Regions from separate parts of the Homo sapiens genome. Here region 1 is linked to region 2. Evidence: read pairs that join two places in POLR2A ChIA-PET (ENCODE). Cell type or tissue: PC-9. All regions are shown on one strand. Each heading gives the region's core, and the rest is flanking DNA. Links, peaks and the distances in the headings are about the cores only. Region 1 overlaps NAV2 (neuron navigator 2). Region 2 holds the start of LOC124900310 (small nucleolar RNA SNORA1).

What was found. Peaks named below come from ENCODE experiments on the same cell type or tissue, not always from the same donor. Only the 100,000 strongest peaks of a DNase experiment are listed, where the experiment ranks them.
Region 1: POLR2A ChIA-PET joins it to region 2 with 9 read pairs; 2 of 35 experiments call an interaction of 5 or more read pairs at or near these places.

What each region holds. Positions count from the first base shown.
Region 1 is chr11:19,792,175-19,802,332 of GRCh38, forward strand. All of the region lies in intron 1 of NAV2 (neuron navigator 2), which reads left to right. Among named protein-coding and RNA genes, the nearest start is that of MIR4694, 37 kb to the left of the region's middle. In PC-9, for the core only: no CTCF peak of the experiment used is centred there; no DNase peak of the experiment used is centred there.
Region 2 is chr11:19,589,309-19,602,282 of GRCh38, forward strand. LOC124900310 (small nucleolar RNA SNORA1) reads right to left here and starts at 1,983; the gene lies at 1,848-1,983. It also overlaps a transcript of NAV2 not described here. In PC-9, for the core only: no CTCF peak of the experiment used is centred there; a DNase peak (open chromatin) is centred at 6,723.

The DNA.
Region 1 (10,158 bases), core at 1-8,000, 200 kb after region 2:
CTCTCCAACACACATATACTTAGGTCCAGGTCCCAGGCTTTAGGAGCTCTGTGCCAGTGACATTCCTTCCTGTCATGGGTCCCTTTGCCTCTCCCTTCTCCCATAATTTCTTCTGGAAGTCAAAGCTCTCACTGCCAGGGGGATTTTGTTCTAAGTAGTGGGGGGCATTGCCCCCTCCTCCTGCCCTCCGAAGGATTTGGCCAGCCCATTGGCTCCTCGTACCAAGCCTGACACCCTGGTCTGCTGCAGGGGAGAGCACTCTTGGTAAATGAGAATGGTTTTTCTGAGCCCATTGAAGATCCGTGTCCTAACTGTATGCACCTCACGCTTCCAGAGGGAAAGAGAAAACCTCTATTCCTCCTTGCTGCTGTGACACTGCTGCTGTTTGAGGAAGCTGGGAGGAAAAGGCCTTCTCTGCAAACCTGCCAGCAATTACAGAACTCACTCAGACTCTGCCTGGATGCAGGCTCTGGTTTATGTCTCCCTTTGGGACATCTCTTCTGCTTTATTTGAAACTTCCGGCTTCATTAATAGGTACTCTTAATACTCTTATCTCAGCATGCCTTCTGGGTTTACTGAAGCATCATGCCAGAGCACATTCTTCCTTGGAAGTTACAGTTTGTTCTGGGGGAGGTTTTAGGTGCTTAACTTTGAGACTTGGGTTGTGAGGGATGGGGGATGGAGGGAAGGCAGTGGAAGACAGGGAGCGCCTGACAGCTCAGTTTTGAGTGAGCCATTAAAAAAAAAAAAGAGGCTGGATGCAGTGGCTCATGCCTATAATCCCAGCACTTTGGGAGGCCGAGGTGGGTGGATCACCTGAGGTCAGGAGTTCGAGACCAGCCTGGCCAACATGGCGAAACCCTGTCTCTACTAAAAATACAAAAATTAGCTGGGCATGGTGGTGGGCACCTGTAATCCCAGCTACTCAGGAGGCTGAGGCAGGAGAATTGCTGGAACCCAGGTACAGAGGTTGCAGTGAGCCGAGATCATGTCATTGCACTCCAGCCTGGCGATAGAGTGACACTCTGTCTCAAAAAAAAAAAAAAAAAAAAAAAGAAAGAAAGAAAGAAAGAAAGGATGGATGGAGGTGCTGCCCTGGATTTGTCTCAGTGCATGTATCACAACAGCTGATTATTGTCAAGTTTGAAGATGTCTTTTGTTTTCCATCTCTGATTTAGAGCCATTGGATATGTGTATACTTGTCTTAACTTTTATGATGATTGAATTTAGAAAAGCCAATCAAATCAGCTAAAATTCCAGCCAAGTTATAATGTATTCACTGGGGAAGCATTGATTCGGTGCCAAAGCATGCCCAGCACTAGCACTCTTTGTCAACTGCTTTTCTTCACTTCCTTCTGTCTCTGCTGCCGTCACCTAGCCTGGGCCTCTTGCACCTGGACTGTTCCAGTAGCCTGGGCTTCCTGCTTCTGCTCCCAGCCCTGCCTCTCTGTTCATTCTCCCCATAGGTGGCCAGAGTGGCCTATGGAAAACTTAAATCAGATTGTGTCGTGCCCTGTTTTAACCTTTCCCTGGCTACTCAAGGAAACAGAATAAAATCCGATTCCCCTGTCCTGGCCTGGAGTGCCCTGTATCATCTGGCCGCTGCCTTCCTCCTGATATCATCTCAAGTTTCTTGTTTTCTCAGCCACAGGCGCCCACCTCAGGGCCTTTGCCTTGGCTGTTCTGCTTTTCCAGAATATTCTTGCCTGGCTCTTCACATGATGCTTCCTTCTCATTTTATCCTCGGAGAGGCCGCCGGGACCCCCAACCACAGTGTCCACTTCAGTCCCTACCTCATGTCTACCACACACTTCCTTCAGGGTACATCACAAACTGAAATCGCCTCGTTTAGGGGTATGTTTACTTGTTTATCATCTGCCTCACTCAACTTGTAGATGAGCCCCATGACATAGGGACATGTCTGCATTATTTTCTACTGAATTCCTGGTACCTCACAGAATATCTGGTTCAAAGGTAGGGCCTAATAAATATTTGTCAAATGAATGAATGACAAATGACTTGAGCAGGGTCCTCTGAAAAGGAACGCCTGTGCTCGGCGTTGTAAGGAGGCTTTCTTCTCACTCCATCTAAGCCAGCGATGGTTCCTCCTCCCCCTCAACTGTTGTTAGGGTCCCACACGCCATATATCGTTGTCACATTGGTTATAATGTATCATCTTTCTCACTTCCTCTCTGAGAGCCTACTCTTATGGGTAGATTTCCAGTCTCTTACATCTTTATAGCTGCTGAAGAACCCAACTCATATCTTACAAAACAGGTGTGATCCCACCCTTCAAAAACTGTTTTAAGTCAATATGGTATTTACAATGAATATAACAACTATTTTCCCCAGAAGACCTTTTCCCTTCTCAAACATTCTAGGATATATTTTGTGACATCTGAGCTAAAAATGACCATGGTAGGTCCACAGAGAATGTGGCTTCATCCTGTCCTGTTAGCAGGGAGTTACTTCCTTGGCTTTGTTCCTAATCTTTCCTGTTATGCCCTCTTGTGATGGGTTTAGGGGGAGGGACCTAAGTGCCAGTAGCATTTTTATGGGATGTCTAGAGAGAAAATGCCAACCTCCTTTCCCTCACATAATTGTGAATTTGTATTCTTGAGGTAAACTTACCTCTGCAGCCATGGCTCTGTGGCTTTTCCCAGTTAATATTCATTTATTTGAATAATTTATTGCAAACCTTTCCCCTCCCTCAACTCCAGGAATATATATATCTCGAAAACTGCATTTAAAGAAAACAATTGCAATAAAGACAATCATCGAAATTAATGATTTAACTTAAAAGGCCTAGCGGCATCTTTCTGCCCTACTCAGTACCCTATGGAGTAAGCATACTCAGTGGCTTCCTTTCCCAGGTACAGGAGTGCAGGCAAACAAGGTTGAATAACCTGTCCAGTGCCACAGTCTGCGCAAGGCTATTGAAATTCATGACTCTTTCTAACAGTTTTCCTGTAAGACCAAACTATTCCCAAGGGCCTGAGAAGAGAAATGGGACAGAAGTTATTTAAAATGAGTTGTGAACATTCTCAGAGCCATCTCATACTGCTGTCCTGATAAGCCAAATAGATTAGATATTTGGAATTCCCCAGAACATTTATTTGTAAGATTTGATTTAAGTCAATGTCACCCAAGCTTATCATTCTCATGGCATATTTAGAATTTTTGCCATATTTGCCTACCACTTATGTCCCTTATTTACTTGTTTCCTTCAAATTGACTACCTAATCTGTATAAATTTAAATAAAGAGGAAACAAAATATTCTAATGGTAAATGCAAAAGCAATATTGGGCAAAATAGAAGGTAATCATAAAAATAAATATATAGCTATTAAGATGTTCACCAGTGTACAGTCTGAAATCTTATAAATTATACCATAAGTAGTTCATCTACTGCAGTTTGTGAAACAGAGATTTATAAAGTAAGGCTAACTCTTATTGATCAGAGAGAAAGGAAGACAGGGGAATGGGAAAGCAAAGGAACTACTAAAGCTCACATAATGGTCAGAAAGTTTTAGTCTAAACTTCGTGATAAATTTGCCTCCTCATGTTGATTGGAAAGTGTGATGAAGGTTTGTCTCAGTGACAGATCTGCCTTTGTCCTTCCAGTTTGCCATGGGACAAATTGTGGCTATTTCTTTGCCCAGCAAAAGGTTTTATAGATACTTTGAGCCCTCCTTGGCCATAGGCATGGTTAGGCAATATATACTTTCATTTGTCAGTTCCACAGACTGTAGTGGCTTTGAGAAACCCCTTTAGGTTTAGCTGGCTCCTGAATGAAAATGAATCTGGATTCCCATGGACTCAGGTAGTGAGCAGCTCCTAAGAGTAGGGCTAAGCACTAAACTGCATATATATAATGTGTTATATAGTTACTGAGCTTAAGGAGCTAAATAGTAAATTAGGGAATTCATCAATGGGGGGATAGCCCAGGAACTAGGAACCATTCTTGGTACCTCAAACAAGAAGAGATTTCATACAGGGAATTGGATACTTATAGAATTTCTGGAAGAAAAGAAATGAGAAGTTACAAAGAACAGAAGTTAGATCTAGGGGTGCTCAGCTATAGTAGTTTGGCCTTGAAACCAAGAGTTCAACCAGACCCTCCTAATATGTATTATTACAGCAAGAAAGAGGGCCCTCTGCCTCAATCCTCATGCAGGTGCACCTTATTGACAGAACCCAAATTAAACAAACCTGTCTGCTGTCATGAGGGCTTGAAAATCCTCAACCTTCTTTATTGTGAACCCTTTCTTGGTGCCATATATTGTACTGAAAACGTTTTACATGCAGTAATTTAGTTCTTCATCTGAATGTGATTTCTTCCCATTTTAGCCTCAGAGAACCTAGTAATCTTCCTCCCTGACAAGGTCACACAGCTGTTAGGAAGCTGAGCCATAATGCTAAACACAGGTCAGGCTGACCCTGAAACTGGTGTGCCCAGTCGCTAAGCCACACCACCTCTCTGTGGAGGGAAGGCTGGTGGAGATAGGTTGGTAGCATTGTACTACTCCATCTCTGACTTTTTCTCATCCAAACCTTACTACCACATGCCCCTACACACCCCGAGCAGAATTCTGCAAGATTGTTAGATTAAGCCAATTTTGTTCTCTTCTTCCTGTGGCCTTGCTGGTACTTGCTGCTTGTTACCATGTAGCTGAGATTTGCACGCTTTCTCTGATTAGGTAGTCTCCCCATGGCTCTATTGTCTCTTGGCACTTGGCATGCATTTCGGCCCCCACTTTCCTTCTTCTCCATCCCCTCCCATTTCCATATTGCTGAACCCAGGTGAGGCTGAGGCCGGGATATGATGAGTCCTGAGTGCCAGGCTAAGGATGCTGAACTTTATCTCAAATGGTATGAGGGGTCACTGGCCCCCCACACGGGTTTGAGAGCCAGAGAGAGAGTGATGTGATGGAGGCATGTAGAGGATCGAGCAGGAGAATGTGGGCCTGGTCGGCATGAGAAAAGGCCAGAATCAGAGAGCAGCTAGGAGACAAGAGCAGTAGATGAGTCCCCCCACTTCCCCTCCACCCCTCCTGGTCTTTATTGGCTTTTCAAAGAGCATGAACTCTTTCCCTAACAATTCCTGAATCTCAGGTGGTTTTAGGCTCTCAGTATGGCCACCAGTGGTTTTATTGTCTGTTGGCATTTGCCATCCATTTCAGCTGCAGTTATGTTCTCCACCTCCTCCCATCCCCATATTGCACAGTTCAGAAGGCTAAGACTAGGTTCTTAAAAGCATTTTTCTCTCACTTGTGGAGAGTTTTGATCTTAGACTATTTCCAAGGGTCAACTTGTAAATGCCATTCATTCTCTCTTTTTCTTTTCTGTGCTATTTTTTAATGCCTTGACCATGATGTGGAAGATTTGATTGACCTTCTGACCAGAGATACTCTGGTCATGACAGTGAGTGGGAGCAAGCCAGCTTCTGTGGACACAGACAATGAGATATGGCAGCTCTGGTTGGAACGAGCCAGTTCTAGCACAATGGATGGATTTTTGAATTCAGAAATACCTGCTTTGAATCCCTACTCTGCCACTCTGTGTGGGGAGCTTATAGAACCTGGAGATCTTTCTTAGCTTCCCTGGGCACCAGTTTTCCCTTCTGTACAGGAGGGATAACAGTGGCCCTCCTCAGGTGGTCCTGAGGACTCAATGAAGTCACCGGTGTAAAGCTTTCACCATGATGGGCATGTGTATGGTATGAGTTCTGGAAATACTGTTCACCTTTCCTTTTCAGCTTGTTGGGATCTGTAGGAGATGGTTCTGATCAGCTTAAGTCAGTTGATGTTTGTCTGATGATTTAGCCTCTAGGGCTTTTCTTTCCTAGTGGCCATGGTGTGATTCCCTCCCTCTGGTCTCCAGTAAAGGCCTCAGCATAGACAGACACACATTCCAGACCCACCCAGGAGAAGACCAGTGAGCCAACCCAGATCACAGTTGTCTCCCAGTGAATTGAAGTCCACACCAAACACCAGTTGATGGTTCATCTAGGAGATGCAGTGTACCTACTCAGTCTAGTTAAAATGTGTCTCTTCTTTCCTGTAATAGACAGAAGTGCACTCCCTTCTCACCTCACCAAGAGAAGTGCTCAGACGTGACTGCTTGACCGCTCCAACTTCTCTGCCAGTGCAGAGAGCTTGAAGCTTTTGCAGTTCTCCAAGCATCTGGCCCATCTTATCTAGATGACATTTGGAATTTTAATCTTCTAGTTATGGGTTTTCATAAATCTAGTTTGAAATCATCACTGCCAATCTCCTCTGCTGTGGGAAAATGGCTTTAAAAAGATGTGGGGAGGGGATGGTTTGTGCATGAATGAAGATGACGAGAAATGACACTTGTTGTTGGAAGGGAGGCTGGCCACGGGGAGCCCTCATGCTTGTTTCTGACTGTGGATAAAGTACTGCTTTAGTTTAACTCGACTTTGGAAGCCTGAGTTGGGGTTTTGGGGATCTGCAACTGATACCGTGTCAAATACTGTGTCAGATGCTTTACATGGGTTATCTCATAGCTGCCTTCATGTGTTCCCATTTTACAGATAGAGAAAAACCGAGGTTCTGATATATTATGTAACTTGCCTGGTGTTACCAAGTGGATGGTGGAGATTTTAAAATCTAGGTTTAGCTGACTTCAAAGCTTGTAGTTTTCCTGGCAATGCCTGACTTCGACCTATGAATCTATGGACTCTTGGAAACAAAATCCCTAAATTTACATATCTGAAATATCAGCACTACCCCAGTCAGTATTCTTGTAACCCCTTTAGCACACATCCCCTCCACTCCGCTCAGAGGAAATGCATGAGGTGGTTAAGGAGAAGAGGTGAGCAGAGGCTGGGTCCTGCAAGACCATGCCAAGGTCTCAGGGGCTGGGACTTTATCTTGAGGATAATAGGATGATATTGAAAGTCCTAACAGAAGAGTGGCATGAAGCAACTTCAGCAACTATTGAGGGCCGACACTAGCAGACGTGCCTTTTCCCGCTGATTGATTGAAAGCGTTCTTATGCCCACATGAATTCCAAGAGACCCTGCTGCTTCATCTTCAAGAACTCCAGGGATTCTGGGCCACAGGTGGGGAACTGCCAGCATAGAACATTTTCACAGGACTTAGAAAGGTAAGGAAGAGTGAGGAGAGCGTTCCAGATTACAGATCTTCACTGAGTTAGTTCTACAATTGCTGAGTGTTGTGTCCCTGTCACCAAAACCTGCTAAGAATCAACAACCCTAAGTGAGTAGACAGAACTACCCAGTGGATCTTAGTGTGGGCAGATAGCATGAGATTTGGAATCAGTTGCCCTGTACAATGAACCCGGTATCTCCCAAATTAGGTGCTGGGCTGCAACTGGCCAGGACGCCCGTTATAGTGGTGCGGTTGGGGGCAGGGGGAGGGTGGGTGGCGGGGTGAAGAACTGCTGGTTCAGAAGCTCCTGGGCAGCCCTTGAGCTTCAGAAAGTCTGTCACCTGCCCCTGCCAGGACAGTCCAGCATTTACTTGTTTTTCCTGCAGAGCATGTGCAAACTGTTAAGGGAATAGAGTCCCAAGTGCAGTAGAGATAATGAGGTCAAGTGTGCGGGTGCTTTTCGGAACCCACCACCCCCCACACCTGCCCTGTTCTTTCCTTTCTTTGCCTCCCCCTTGCTATATTCCACATATATTGGTGGGGACAGCAGAGCCCTGAGAGACTCTACTTTATATGGACTTAAGTGACTTTCATCATTTAGGAGGCTGGAATATGCTCCTTTTCACAAGAGTAATTTGATGGAGAAATTATTTTAACTGTCCCTGGGTTTCAGCCCAGGGCTGCAAACTTGAATAGGAAAATGCATCTTGGCAGTTTCCTGGAGCTCAAGGGAGCCCCTCATCTTCTATTAAATTGACACACTTTGTTTGATTAATGCAGGTATGACATTAGTGATGGTTTCACAGTGCTTCTCCCAACCTCTTCTATCCATCGCCCCCACTACACCTCTGTCCTCCCCACTAGCTAGATTGACGTTCCTCCCTGCACACTAGAGTTTGCTGTCCTCGCTGGCAGTTCTGTATAGGGAGAGTGGGGCTGGGCCCACTTCTGACAAGCCTGGGCTTTGTGGGGTTCTCTGGATATTCTAGCACTTGGGGAGCAGCCCACAGTCTCACATAGAGGATTCCAGTTGGCTTCCAGGAGGCCAGGCAAGGCTGCCCCCTCCTGGGAACATGTATGGGCTTCATAGAAGTTTTCAAGTCTCTCATGGTTTGAGAAGCAAGAAAAACTTCATTCTCTTCAACATATCAAATGTAAAATAATTCTTCTTCCCATTTCTAAGTAGACACCCTAGGACCTGCTCAAAAAAATCCCTCTCTTGACCAAATCATGTTGCTCTGAAAATCCAGGTTCTGAATGAATCTTAAACCAAATTATCTTGAAATGCAAGCTTAGTGTGCTCCAACTTGATAGCTTGGCGATTATTTGCTTTTCCAAAAAGAGAGAAAAAAAGGAGAATGGGTGTGTGTGTGTGTGTGTGTGTGTGTGTGTGTGTTTGTATGCATGTGTGTATAGATACATATGTGTATGTGTGTGTGTCTTTTGGGAACTTTTGTGCTTTCATTACACCATGATTAAAATGTGAAGGTGTGTGGAAGCAACATTGGGTTCTCCAAAAACCTGGGATCCCAGTCTGGTCTGTAGCCTTGGGTCATTTATTTAAGCTTCAGAAAATTTCCCCATCCTAGACAAGGCATGAGGCCAAATGAACAGTAGGTCTTACCTCAGGACCCAGATGTATTCTTTAATTAGTTCCTGATAAGTTTCCTCATGAGGTTGTTAGGACTGAACATTTCAGAAGCAAGCACAACAGATAACTTTATTTTTTTAGGGAGGTTTTGTATTTTAACCCCCGAAGTAACCTTATAGTTTATTTTTCCTTGTCTGATTACAATCTCCCAACTTGCTGACAGTTCACCTTTGAAATGAGTCAGCTTTGATCAGGGATGTGGCAGCCAGACAGGTCATTTTTACTGTCTGTGACTTAGTCCAACCAGTTTGGCAACAGCAGGACCCCATCCCAATTTAGGGAATGGAAAATGGTAGTCAGTCTGTGGTGGTGCGGCCTGCCCCCTGCCTGTGGGCAGCAGATTGCCCCTCTCCTCTTTGCACTGACTGACTGGGTCTCCCCAAAGGCAGAGTCCTTTGCCAGCCCTTTGCTGTCCTCCTTGGGCACCTCTCCCTTTGCTGTGTCCTCTCCAAGCCCAGCATTGCTTCAGATTGCTAAACGATACAAAGTGTGTCCTCACTGCCTCCCACTTTCCTTTTCCTCTTCCCTCTCTGAGGCTTACGTCTGCCTGGATCTTTTTCTTTTCAGTAGAGCAAGGCAGTTTCGGCCTCCACCTGAAAGTGGAAGTATAGGGTCAGGCACATGGACCTCCTAGCCCTGAGGATCATGAGCCAGGCTAACACCATTGGGGACTACTTTCGGAGGATGTGGCTGAGCTGGAATCTGCCCCCATCTTCTGGAGGCACAGTGACAAAGAAGGGCAGTCTCTGGCTGAATCTGAGTTCAAATCCCGGCACTATCACTTACTAGCTCTGTAACCTTGGGCAAGTTACGTCACCTGTGAGCTCCTATTTTTTCAAAATGTGAAATTAAGAGGACAATAGTCTTGAACTCCCAGGGTTGTTGTGAGGATTCAGTGATAAGTGCATATAAAGCATGTAGTACGGTGTATGCCACATAGTGTGTGCTTAATAAGAGCTAAAATCATTGCTTTTATTTTAATAATTATCATTGCTGACCTTATCCATCATCACCCTTGTCCGGAGGAGAATAGCCAGGGTGGTGAGAGAACCAAAGCTTTGTTCTATGAAGAGTATTTATAGGAATTTGAAACTCTTTTATGATATTATGACTCGTGAAAGAGACACTATGCCACCTTTTATCTCCGAAGGGCTAGAAGGATTAATCACTGGGGGTCTTCACCAAACTGGGACCAAAATTCAATTCAGTGGGAGGAAGAGTTTTCTGAGATTAGTGTCAAATGGCTCTTATAGGAGGTCAGAAGGTCTTTACCCCTGGCAGTTTAGGGAAACTTGGCATGGAGCTTGTGCAAGGGATTCATGCATCAAGGAGGGGTGGGATTGGGCTAGAGGGCTTGGCTGGCCTCTTCCA
Region 2 (12,974 bases), core at 2,048-10,047:
TATCCTGACTTTACCAAAGGAAAAATGGGACCACCTGCATGATTTTTAATCAAGGAAATAAATTCAATCAGTGGTTACAATTCGGAGTGATCTGTGCTGTGATGTGGAGAGTGCTGGGGAAGGTGTGGTTGATTCTGCCTTGGAAGGGAGGTCAGGAAGGTCAGGGCCCTGGAAAAAGGACATTTGAGGAGGAGTACGCCAGGCTGACAAAGCGGGAAAGGGATTCCCAGCAGTGGGAATGGCATGGTCAAAGGAACAGGGCATATCCATATCCACAATAGCAAGAGCATGTGTAGGTGAGCCTGGATAGACAGCATGCAAATGGTGAAGGGCCTCTATGTATCTAGAGCAGCAGGTGGGAAGTGAGGCTCCAGCCAAGAGAGAGCCACAGCCCCTTTCAGAATGGGGGCCTAGAAGCCGATCAGCCATCACAGCTCCATCTCCTTCAGCTGCTCCCAGCGTGGGAGCACAGATGCTTGGTAACCAAGGGATGGTCTATTTAAAGCCACCTGTAAGTTGGTTCCAGAAGGCACACTGTAGGGTAGAGAAGGAGAGAGGGAAGGGGAATGTCAGGAGGAAGAAGCATCCAAGAGGGCACAGGAGGCGGGATTCCAGCCTAGGCTCAGCCCTGAGCTCACCGTGGGGCCTGGGGCAAGTTCCTGCCTCTCTCTGTGCCTCAACTTCCTCAGTCTTGTGTAGTGGTGAATTGTGTAGGCTCAGGAACCAGCTGTGTGGGTCCCAGGCTAGGCTTCCTCGCTTGTGATCTGCGAGCATTGGTCAAATTACTTAACCACTGTGCCGACGTTTTCTCCTCTGTAAAACTGAGATAATAATAGTACCTAGCTTTTAGAGCTGCTGCGAGGATTAGATGAGGTAATGCATGTAAAGCATTTATAACGGTTCCTGGCACACACTAAACACTCAAAATCAGCTATTTTTAAAATTATGATACGATGATGGTGTTGGACTAGCTTAGGGGGTTTTAAACCTTAAACCTTGGAATCTTTCTCCTAACAGATTTGGAACTTCAGTGGGTGAAAAAGGTCACATTGAGCTCTTCTGGCTGGAAGGTGGAGACCCTGAGCCTTGCCACTTTAGCATCCCCCTTACCCAGGACTGCCTCCCAGCTCCCCGCACCCCAGGCACCTCTGCAGAACCTTTAAGCTCCAGGAAACCCAGATTAAAAGCAATTGTCCCAGAGGATCTCTGAGGTCCTTTTCGGTTGCTCCTTTTAATCCAATTCTTGCTTCAGAAGCTTGAGTTTATATCTGGAAAAGCTGTCTTTTACAGCTCAAAATCCATTTTCCAAAAGCATCAACTGAGCCAGGCCCTGGGGGACAGTGTGGTAAAGGCAAACCAGGGCAGATATGGAGAAGTGAGGAAGGTATTTGAGCAACAATCCTGACTGCAAAAGCTCACAAACAACCAAATACCACCATTATGGTTTTTTCTTTAAGTCAATACATTTTTATTTAAGGAATTTTACATGTTGTCATTCGTTCCACTGCCCATCAGGGTCATCTTAGTTCCTCCAAATCTTGAGTCAAGATTTATCTTCAAGATAGGCCTTTCTAGAGATTCATGCTGAATCCACAGTCCTTCTGTCCATCTTAGTTGGGCTTCTTTTGTCTCCACTTCAATACAGACATACTGATGAAATACTTTAAAAACTTCCTATACAGAATCTTTAGGGTCTAATTCTTCAAATAATTCACTTTAGGGCCCTAGCAGTTGAATTGTAGAAAGCATATTGTTATTTTGGCTAATGAGCAAAAATGCATTATTCTTTAATATTTTTCTAATGTTGAGGTTGTGTTGCATCCCATTTTCACTCGTGACCTTAGCAGAAATGTTACAGGTCTCATTGTCACCACTGCGATGTGTTTGCTGTGAATGGAAACATAGCTTGTTTCTCAATGCAGCCCCATTAACAATCTCTGGATCGCATGATCAACAGTGCCTATTCTCTTTGAGAATGGGGCATCACCTTCACAGTTCTTAGGATAAGCTATGCATATGTGACTGCCTTCATTTGTCACGGTCCAGGATAGTTTCTCATTCTTTTTTGTCTAGATGGTCAGGCACTGTCATTGCCCTTTGTGCAGTGTGCCATGGTTGTCTCTTCTCTACTTAGGAACAGTCTTATTTCCTCACCTCTAACCTGAGAATAGCAGATGACCAACAAATCAATATTGGATCTATCAAAGGGATCTGAATATGGGCACCTCTATGTGAACTGCTTCAAGCTGGATTCAGTGATGTCCCAAACAGATGTAGATCCTGACCATGCGGATGTTATTGTCTAGGGGGAAAGATCAATTAGTGTAAGTGTGATAGGGATCAGGACTTGAAAGATAAAATTCCACGGTCCAGAACAACCATTGTGGGACCCTATAACCCACAAAAAGTAGGGGTTTGCCTTCAGTATCTGCTAGGGCTTAGCCTTGGGAGGACCTTGAGAAACTTTATCTTGAGGTCCTGAAATGGAAGATCTCTTTGCTTCCTGGGACCCCAAGACCCACAGCAGAGTTCTGCCTGGCTTTTCAGCATATACAGATGGCTGGCTGCTTGTTGTGGACGCTGTCATAATTGCACATGCACTTTAGACATTGGCCATTCAGCTTCCAAGGCAGGCTATGGAGGCCACAATGAGCAAAAGCTAAGGAGACAAGCCCCATCTACAGTTAAGTCCTGACCCCTATCACACTTATTGATCTTCCCTCCCAGAATAACATCTGCATGGCCAGCATCCACGTACGTTTGGATCATCATTGAATCTAGCTTGAAGCAGGCCACATAGAGGCACCCATATTCATCCCTTTGATTGATTCAATATTGATTTGTTGCTCATTCAGCGCCTATCTTCATTGACTATCCTCTGCTTGTCCTTCATCTGCATCTTCCTCTGGTCACATACCAGCTGCTTCAGCCACCTTGGGCTTGTTACTGTTGTTTAAGCACTCCCACCGCTTAATGATCAGGTTCTCTCTGCCTGGAATACCCTTTCCTGCATCACTGCCTTCTTTCCACACCTACTAATCTACTCAATCCTCAAAACAATTCCAAATGCCACCTCTTCTAGGAAGCCTTCCTAGATCACCTCAGAATTTTTTATTCCTCCATTTCCTGTCCTCCCATAGATCAGTATGTGACATTCCACTTGAATTTGAATTATATTTTTGTCATTGCCCCCACTATGTTATAAAGCTTGATGTGGGCAAAGATTTTTATCTTACTGGTCTTCATAGTTGAATGTTTGGGGGAAGTCCATGAACTTGGGCTTTTTAATTCCTAGGTCTCTCTGGGTAAGCAAACTTAGACAAGTTATCTAATATGTCTGAGTTTCCCTATTCCCACCTGTAAAATAGGGATTTTTAAAAACTTGTGATAACAAGTTTATTGTTAGCATTAACTAAGATGACTTGTATGAAGTAACAATGAAAATAAAATAATAGTAATGAGAGCTGATATTGACTAAGTGCTCATTTAGGCACTGCTCTAAGCTTTTTACAAGTAGTTCATTTAAAACATTTTTAAAAATGTTGAAATAATGATAGATTTGCAGGAAGTTGCAAAGATGGTACTGAGAGATCCCATGTAAAGATAGAACTGAGAGGTCCCTTTCACCTGGTTTTCTCCAATGTTTACACATTATGTAATTATAGTACAGTTTCAGAACCAGGCAATTGACTGTGTGAGTATTGTTCTGTGTCCTTTTCTCACTTGTGTAAAATTGTGAGAATCTTACACAATCACCACCGCAATCAAGATACAGAACTCTCCCCTGTCCACAAAGATCTCCCTTGTGCAGCCCCTTCAGAGTCATACCCACCCCTCTCCCTTCCGCCACCCCCAGCCCCTGGCAACCAACCATTAGTATGTTTTCTATCTGCAAAATGTTGTCATTTCAACAATGTTATCTAAGTAGAATGGCAAAGTATGTGACCTTTTAAGCTTGGCTTTTGTTTTTTTCCCACTCAGCATAATGTCTTTGAGATCCATTCAGGTTGTCTGTCTATAGTTCATTCCTCTGTTCCTGGTGAGTTCTGTTCCATGGATATGCCACCAATATACCACTGATACACACCGATATACCACTGATACATGACTGACTGACAGACCATGGTTTAACCAGGAAAAGTATCTGGGTTGTTTCCAGTTTTTGGCTTTGACGTATAAAGCAGCTATAAATATTTGTGTATAGATTTTTATTTCAAATATAAGTCTTCATCTCACAGGGATAAATGCTTGGGGGTGCCATTGTTGAGTTACATGGTTAGTATATGTTTAGTGTTTTAGGAAGGAAGTCAAACTCTTTCCGAGAGTGGCTGTACCATTTTACATTCCCACCAGCAATGTGTGAGTGATTCAGTGTCTCTACATCTTTGCTGGAATTTGGTGTTGCCACTATTTTAATTTTATCTGCTCTAAAAGGTATGTAGTGACACCTTTCATGGTCTGACTTTCCATCTCCCTAATAGCTGGTGATGTTGAACATTTTTTCACTGCTTATTTGCCATCTGTATATTCTTTTCAGTAAACTGTCTCTACATGTCATTTACCCATCTTCTGGTTGGATTGTTTGTTTTTTAATGTGGAGTTTTGAGTATTCTTTATATATGCTAGATATGGGTCCTTTGCCAGCTATGGGATTTGCACAATTAGCTCAGTTAATCCTCACGACAACTCATGAAGAAGATACTAGGATTATCCCAATTTAATAGATGAGGAAGTTAGGGCACTGAGAGGTTAGCACTCTGTGTGGCACACAGCAGGTTTCCAGGGAAACATCACAGTGAATTTCATGCAGATGGAGCTCAGACCAAAGGTACAGTAGCTCTAGGTACCTTGGTTGCATGGTGGGGCTGTTGGAGATAAGGAAGAGGAGCTGAAAGTGAAGGCCAGCAATGAGTAGAGGGACTTCGTACCAGGTCATCGGCCCATTTACCAGGTTGAGGAGTTGAGGCTCAAGCACTAGAACAGATTTCTATCTGTCTGTGTCATTAAGTTTCTGTAAGTTTCACTAAGTCTTTGAAAATTGTGTCTCTTTTCAACCGCATCCTACCTTTCTCCTGTGCTGCAAGGTTTGATGGTAGCTGGCTGGTTTCTACTTCGGGGACTTTTTTTTTTTTTTTTAAAGAAGGGATTTCTCCTGTGTCTTCTGTATCCAGGGCACATAGAAGCAGGCTGCTGCTGCTGCTGCTGTCATGGAAAGCACAGTAACGAGTCAGGATATGAGTTGTCGGTCCCAACATGGTAGTGAATAGTGCAGGAATTGAGTGCAAATAATTTCCCTGGGCTTTCCATCTCCATATCTGTAAAATGGGAGTGACCACAGTAGCTGGCTGGCAGAGTGATTGTATAGATTAAATAGAGAGGAGAGGTGGAGAACAGGGGCATTGGTAACACTCATGGGTTCAGAGTGGAACTCTTTCCTTTCTAGCTATGTAAACCTGAGCAGCGTGCTTAACTTTGCTAAGCCTCAGTTTTCTTATCTGAAAAATGGGGACAATCACAGTTCCTACTTTGTGGACTTGGTGTGAGGATTAAATGAGATATTGCACATAAAGCACTTGCAAAGATCCTCTCTCAAGATGAACGTGATTAGTAATAACTAACATCTATCAAGCACTTACTTTGTGTCAGAATCTGCTTAAGTTCATCAAAATTAAGATTAGACACCAAGACAAGGACTTAGGTGCAAGTTTATATGGGAGGGGATCCCAGGAAGCGATGTGAGAGAACAGGGAAGTGAGATGGGGAGGAGTCATTTTGGTGGGCAATGGGGGCTCAGTCCCACTGGACATCCTCTTAGAGACTGAGAAACACACCTCAGAATCTCCACTGCTGTGTTTATCCACCATCTTCCAGTCCTTATTGGTGGAGGGTCACTCCTGGGGCATTCATTCCACCACACCTTTGACCTGCCCTGTCCTTGGGCTAAGCATGTAACCATGACCAGGGAGCATCCTCAGGAGAAAGACTCAGGAAGGCATTGGCACATACAAGGAACTGAACTATCTGTATGGGGCTTTGAGATTGGCTGAGGGGAAATTGATGAATGCTAGCAGTGTCTGCTACACCACTTTAAGCACTTTATAATATTAACTCATTTACTTCATGCAACAACACTATGAAATGTTCTATTATTATCCCCATTTTATAGATGAGGAAACTGAGACACAGAGGGGTTTTACAACTTGATCAAGGTTCTCCAGTCAGTCTGATTTCAGAGCCTGCATTCTTTTTTTATTTTTATTTTTTGAGACAGGATCTCACTCTGTTGCCCAGGCTGGAGTGCAATGGCACGATCATGACTCACTGTAGCCTCAACCACCCAAGCTCAAGTGATTCTCCCACCTCAGAGCCTCCCGAGTAGCTGGGACCACAGACACACCACCATGAAGGCTAATTAAAAAAAAAAAATTTTTTTTTTAGTGATGGGGTCTCACTATGTTGCCCAGGCTGGTCTCAAACATCTGGACTTAAGCAGTCCCCCTGCCTTGGTCTCCCAAAGTGCTGGGATTACAGGCATAAGCCACCATGCCTGGCCAGAGCCTGCATTCTTTCGAGAAGTTTTGACCATAATTCTCAGTAAAAAATGTATTTTATATCACAATTCCGCTCCCAAACACACTTACACTAAATAAATAAAAGATTCCTAAAACAATACTCATCTGTACCACGTGCAGTGCACTCTGAAATTTTCTGTTTTTTTTATTAATCACGTTATTTTAAAAATGGTATTAGTCACCCACTAAATTGTTTTCATAACCCAGTAATGGGCTGCAACCCACGGTTTTGGAAAAGACAGTGCTCTAAAATTCTATTTTATAGGACAATGTTGATGTCATAAGGCTGGCATGGGGAATGATATGGGGTAGGTGCCCAGGGAAGGCTGGTTTCCTTGTGTGCCCTTTCTGGCAAACCAGAGCCTATGAGCTGCTACCTTCTAGGCTTGCATACAGAGGCCTGGCTGAACCTAGCACATTTCTTAAATCCTAGACTTGCCCTAGTGGAATCTGCTCAGCCTCCTCCCTGGGGATGGGCACCATCTTGGGCTGTGACCTTCAATTCACCGGCTCCCCAGAAGCCAGCTCCTCCTTGGGAGGTGAGGTTATACCCTGTCCCCACAACGTTGTCATTTCCTTCCCCTGAGTCTCTCTGTGTGAGGATTGTTCCCCTAATCAGGATGGAGACGCAGTTCATTACAAGCTGGTGAGGCAACGGCTCTGTGCTCCAGGCCCGAGACAGGCTGTCTGGGAGCTTGGCCAGCCTCCCACTGCCCCGGACACCAGGGCAGTGGCCTCAGAGCAGAACCAGCTCGCTGGGTTTGTCTGCCCCCTTCCCAAGGGACACAGGCAGACAGACACTGTTTGCTGAGACTTCCACAGCTTTCATTATTACAAAACCTCTGCCATGCTCAGACAATGAGTTTCAGCAAATGATGGCACTACTTCCGAGAGCATCTGTAGAGCACCTAGAATAACAACTGGACTTTATTGAGTGTTTACCATGCACCAAGCCCTGGGCTAAACACTTCATCTGCAGGCTGTTCGTCTTTACGGCAAACCCAGTAGGTAGGTATAACTATCCCCACTCTGCAGATGCAGAAACGGAGGCACAGAATGTTTTGGTAGCTAAACAAGCTCACCAGGAGGCTAGAAGGTGGCCACACCTAGCTGGCCCCCCTGACTCCACCAACTGCCTCCCTTTGCTGTATTGCATGCAAGAATGTGACTCCAAGTTTTTCCTTCCTTCTGGATCCAACTCTGGCTTCACTCTGCTCAGCAACCAGGTGAGTTTCCATAGGTGACTTTGTCTCTCTGAGCCAAGTTTCCTTATCTGTAAAACAGGGCCTAGTGGTACTTCCTTCCTCAGGCTGTTAGGAAGAGTAAATGAAATAATGTATATAAATGCATCTCCCAGAGCTCCTAACACATAAGAAGTGCTCAATAAATCTATTTATGAAAGAGTTGATTCAGCTGTTTTCCTACTGACTTGACAGTATCCCACAGCCATTTCCCAGAGGCATGATGTCACCATCCAGAGGATAATAGCAGCCAATCTAGAAACCTCCATGTGTTCCTGGGCTTCTCATATTTATGCCTTGTCTTGCCTCGCTGCCCCATCTTACTACTGACTTCCCTGGGGCAGAAATCTCCAATATGACTAATATCTCTTGGAGGGCTATGAAGAAGCCATTTATTTCCTCCAACAACAGTCCCTTCCACCCAGGATGAGGAGAATAGCCATGTGGTGGCTGCAGAGCCTGGTGCAGAAATTCTCATTAGCTGCAGTTTAATTACTGCCTGCCGTATAGGTTTTTAATAACAGTAAGTCCCAATTAGTTGCTTGTTACTTCAGAAATAATTACTGATAGTGGACCTTTGTCTCTGTTTTAATTCCAGCTTCATGCCCAAGCTGCGGAAGTCTAAACAAGTGGGCATTTTTAGCTGAAGGAGGTGGGGAGGATCGGGGATGCGTGAGGAATGTCTGCACAGAACTGCGAGTTTCACTGGGGTGCGTGTGTTTGTCTGAGATGAGTGGAGGAATGGCCGTGGCCATTTCTCACCTCTGTAAAGAAAATCCTGGGCCCCTGTCTTGAGCTAAGGACAGGGATGGGGCCCTGCTCTCAAGGGCAGGTGGGTCTGGGACATAGCATTCTCTGCACAGAGAGACCACGGGGCAGCTGGCCTCCAGTTATGACCCATGCCAATGGCATGCCCTTCTGCTGCCCTGGGGGGCCAGGCCCCAGCCACTGACCAGCTCAGAGGCAGATGCCGCCGCCCCCTGACAGTGACAGGCACAGCCAGATGGAAGAGCGGCTTTTGGGAGCAGGGAGAGGGGAGGGAGTGTGCCGTCTCTTCTGCAAGGGCAGTGCCCCAGCCTCAGCCACACTTCTGATCTGCAGTCCAACAGACCTTTCTAGCATGCCAAAGAGAACCTGGGGGTGCCAGGGGGTCCTCAGAGCTCACACTGCACTTGTGGCACCCACAGCGAGTAGCCATCCGTGAGCCGAGGAAACTGTACACAGGTAAGACGGTCACTGTGCTTTGTTTGAAGTAAGGTAGTTTCCTAGCTTCAGGGAATTCTTTTTCAGTCTGACCTGCTTTTATGCTGCTTTGTCTTTTTAACTTTTATCCTATTGTACCTGGGAAGCTATTGTAGTGCTGATGAGTTATTGTCTGCTGAAGTTATGTAGTGATCAGAGCTAACATGTGCTGGGCATGCCAGACCCTCTTCTAGGTGATGTATATGTATTTATTCATTTAACCTCAGACAATGCTCTGAGGTTAATATAATTATTACTATCAGCCCTCATTTGCAGATGAGGAAATGGAAGCACACAGAAAGATTAAGGAATTTGCCCGAGGTCACCCAGCCCATATGTGGCAGAGCTAGGGAGATTCTCTCCCAGGGAGTTTGACTCCACCACCAAGCTTTTGACCAGTAGGTTATCCGGCCTCTTATGGGAAGGACTTGACCCATTAGAGAATGGGATGCTTCACAATGCAAATATCCCCCGTGATTTTTCTTTAGTTGGCTCTGCATAATACGTTCTTTTATGGCCTGTGTGTGTGTGTGTGCATTTGGTGATCCTTGTGTTGATTTTTGGTTCCAACTGTGTTCTCTGAAAGCTTCCCCCCATTTGAAATGTCTGGGTCCAGTCAAATGCCTCTGTTCTTAGTGTTTGTGCAGTTTCCATGATGGATGAAATGGCAGGGGCACTTCTGAGCCCAGCCTAGGACTGTGGCCCAGGCCACCCACGTTTGGAGGTGACAAAGCCCTCTGTGCCATCATGCTGGCCAGCGTTGGTCCTTTTCAATGTGTCCTCATGCCCAACTTGTCTTTCTCTCTTTCCTCATGCCCAACTTGTCAAGGGAAGATGTCACACTGCTGAGCCAGTAATTTGCTTTTTTTCTCACCATGTTCTTTGGTTTCTTTCCCCCTGAGAATCCTTTCCAGTGGAATTGCAAATGGTTTGGCTGGAAAAACCTGCTGAAAATCCATCCTTTTTCATGTTTTCCTTCTTACCTCCTGTTCATTTCATCCATCCGGCCAACCTGCGAGGTTGTCTTATTGTTAATAATCTGGGCTACTCTGTGTTTGGAGGTTCATTTGGAAAATTGTGTCCAGCAGGCAGAAATGCTCCACTTCATCTCAGACACAAAGGCGTTCTTTGAAGGTACAAAGGGTTTAGTATTAAATAAGTAAGCAAACAAGCCTGGCCTTTGAGGAGAGAAGTGTGGAAGGGGTAGGGAGAAAACGAAAACTGCCTCATCAAACTGTACCTTGGTTTATTTAGACAAGGGGAGCTTATTTGTGTTTATTTTATGCTCACATCCTAAGGTTTCAAGGAATGCTTCTGTAATCTACTCCAGAGGCATCAGGGCTCTTGCCAGAATCCCTTGATGGCCAATCTTTTTGAAGTGTCAGGTGAAATGTGGGTGAAGGGGCTATTCTGTTTGAGAAACAGCATGAGGGAGGGCTGATCCATTTTTCTAGTTACTGGGAACGTTTCCCTTCACTACGAGGGCTGATGCTCTTCTCCTGGCAGTATCTGCCCAGAAAAATCTCAAGCCTCAATGGGTATATCTCTTCCTTTTCTCTCTCTCCAAACTGAATTGCATCCGTGTCTTAGTTTGGATCCTCCAACACAGACTGTGAAGTAAGTATTTCAGTACAAGTAGTTTATTTGGGAAGTGATTCCAGGAAGCACTGTGAGGGAGTGGGGAGTGAGACAGCGAGGAGAAAGCCAATAAAAGGTGTGCTAATGGGTGGGTTACTATAATGGGCAGCTGGGCTCAATCCCACAGGGGCCCTCTGAAGGACTATGTTGGACCTACCTCAGAATTGTCCCATGGAGGAACAAAGAAGCTGGGGTGTTTATGCACCAACTCATCTGCCTCATTGGGTGTGGTTTTCTCCTGGGATATGAGAACCCCAGCACTTCTGGCCTGCCCTGTTTGATGCACAAGAATCTCTCAGAGACAGGATGTCCCTAGGTGAGGGACATGCCTACTGTCTGTGAATGACCTCCAGGCTAAGCCAAGGGAACATGACAGGTTGTCAACAGCATCTGCTAAAGCAACCAACTGCTCTAACATTGTGTGCACTGGATAAAATTATAACAGTTGCCAATATTTACCTATAACCTCTAGCCAGTTACATGTGTATTAATCTTACTGATCCCCCAAAACTTTTGAGGAGGGGCTGCTGTCATCATCTACAGTACAGCATTGTGGCTAAGAACATGGACTCTGGAGCCAGAATAACTGGGTTCAAATCTCACCTCTTCTGCTGGGTAGTTGTGTGATTTGGGCGGGTTTCTTAGCTTCCTTGAGCCTCAATTTCTATAGCTGCGAAATGGGGATAACAATAGTAACTACTTTGTAGTATTGTTTTTGAAGATCAAATAAGTTAATACACATAAAAGCAATTATAATAGTAGGCATATACTAGGTGTTCAATAAACACTAGCTGGTGTTATCCTACAGATGAAGAAATTGAAGCTCAAGGAGGTTCTTAGCTGAAGGTTTTATAGCCAGCAAATGGTAGAGGCAAGATCTTAACTCAGGCTTTCTGCAGCAGCATCACTTTTTCTACTATACCATGTGACTTTGTAATCATTAATACATGAGAAAGCACTTTCTAAACTGTAAAGTGCTCCACAGAAGCTTTGTTTATATACTATTTCTCCTCCTTGGAACAGCAGATACAGTCTTGTTCTCTCAAGAGCTTCAGCCTGGTCTTTGAATTCTGCTATCTGTCATCTCTGTACACCTGGCACTGGGCACAGTGTCTGGATGGGTGTCAGCTAGGTGGATGAGTTACCCAAAGCCTAGGACTGGCCCAGTGATCCCTTCCTTCAGAGCTCCTGCCTGCAAACTTCTGCTCAAAGTCAGGCCCTATCTCTATCACATACCCCAATTGCTGCTGCTTCCTCCTCCCTACTGCCCCTACACCCTACTTGGAACATCCTCCCTTTTCCACCCTGCCTTCTGCCTGGTCCAGTGATCATCTCCCACACCCCACTTCTACAATTTCTCCTTCCCTTGCCTCCGCAGTGGCCCTCCGGCCTCCCCTCCTGGACTCAGAGCAGCCCTCTACTTGGTCCTTTTTGGATGGTGCTCTTGGGTATGTGTGTCAGTCTGGGCTTCCTACCCTGACCATAAGTTTCTTGTGGGCATAACTGAGTGGCATTTTTTCCTTTATTCATTTATTTATCCATTGTGGTCCCAGACATGGTACCCCATCTGGTAATGGGGAAATGGGAACAGGCAGAACAAGATTGATTCTTGGTTGAAGAGCTCAGTTTGGGGGAAAACTGGCATGCAAACATTGCTATCGGTGACAGTGAATCTTGGTGGGGACACAGAGCTGAGGTGCCCAGAGACTAGGATCTTCTCTCTCCATGCGATGGGGTCAGAGATGAAGTGACACTAAAGCTCAGTTGTTAGCTTAGGGATGATTTGGTTGCAAGGAAAATAAACTTGCTCAAGCCAGGTTATGGAAAAGTGGGAGTGGGAATCTTTTAGAAACAAAGAGCAGGAACTTCTCCTCTAGGAACTAGAAAATCATCAGGGCATATGATGTCTGTCCTGCTCCTCTCTGCATGGCTTCCTTTCTGCACACAATCCTACACTGCCCAGCTCTGAGCCTAGATGACCTGCCCCACCAGGGCCCCATGGTCCTGTTGTCCCAGTTTCGAGTCCCTGTGACACTCTGATTGGCCCAGCTTGGGCTAAGTGTTCATCCCCAGTCCAATCAGCTTTGGCCAGGAAATCGGGGACATCAAGTATGAAAAGGATGCACAATCCCCCAGTAGGGGTGGGAGGCAAGGAGTGCATCTCTACAAGTCTTTTTTTTTTTTTTTTTTTTTTGAGATGGAGTCTCGCTCTGTTGCCCAGGCTGGAATGCAGCGGCGTGACCTCAGCTCACCACAACCTCCGCCTCCCGAGTTCAGGCTA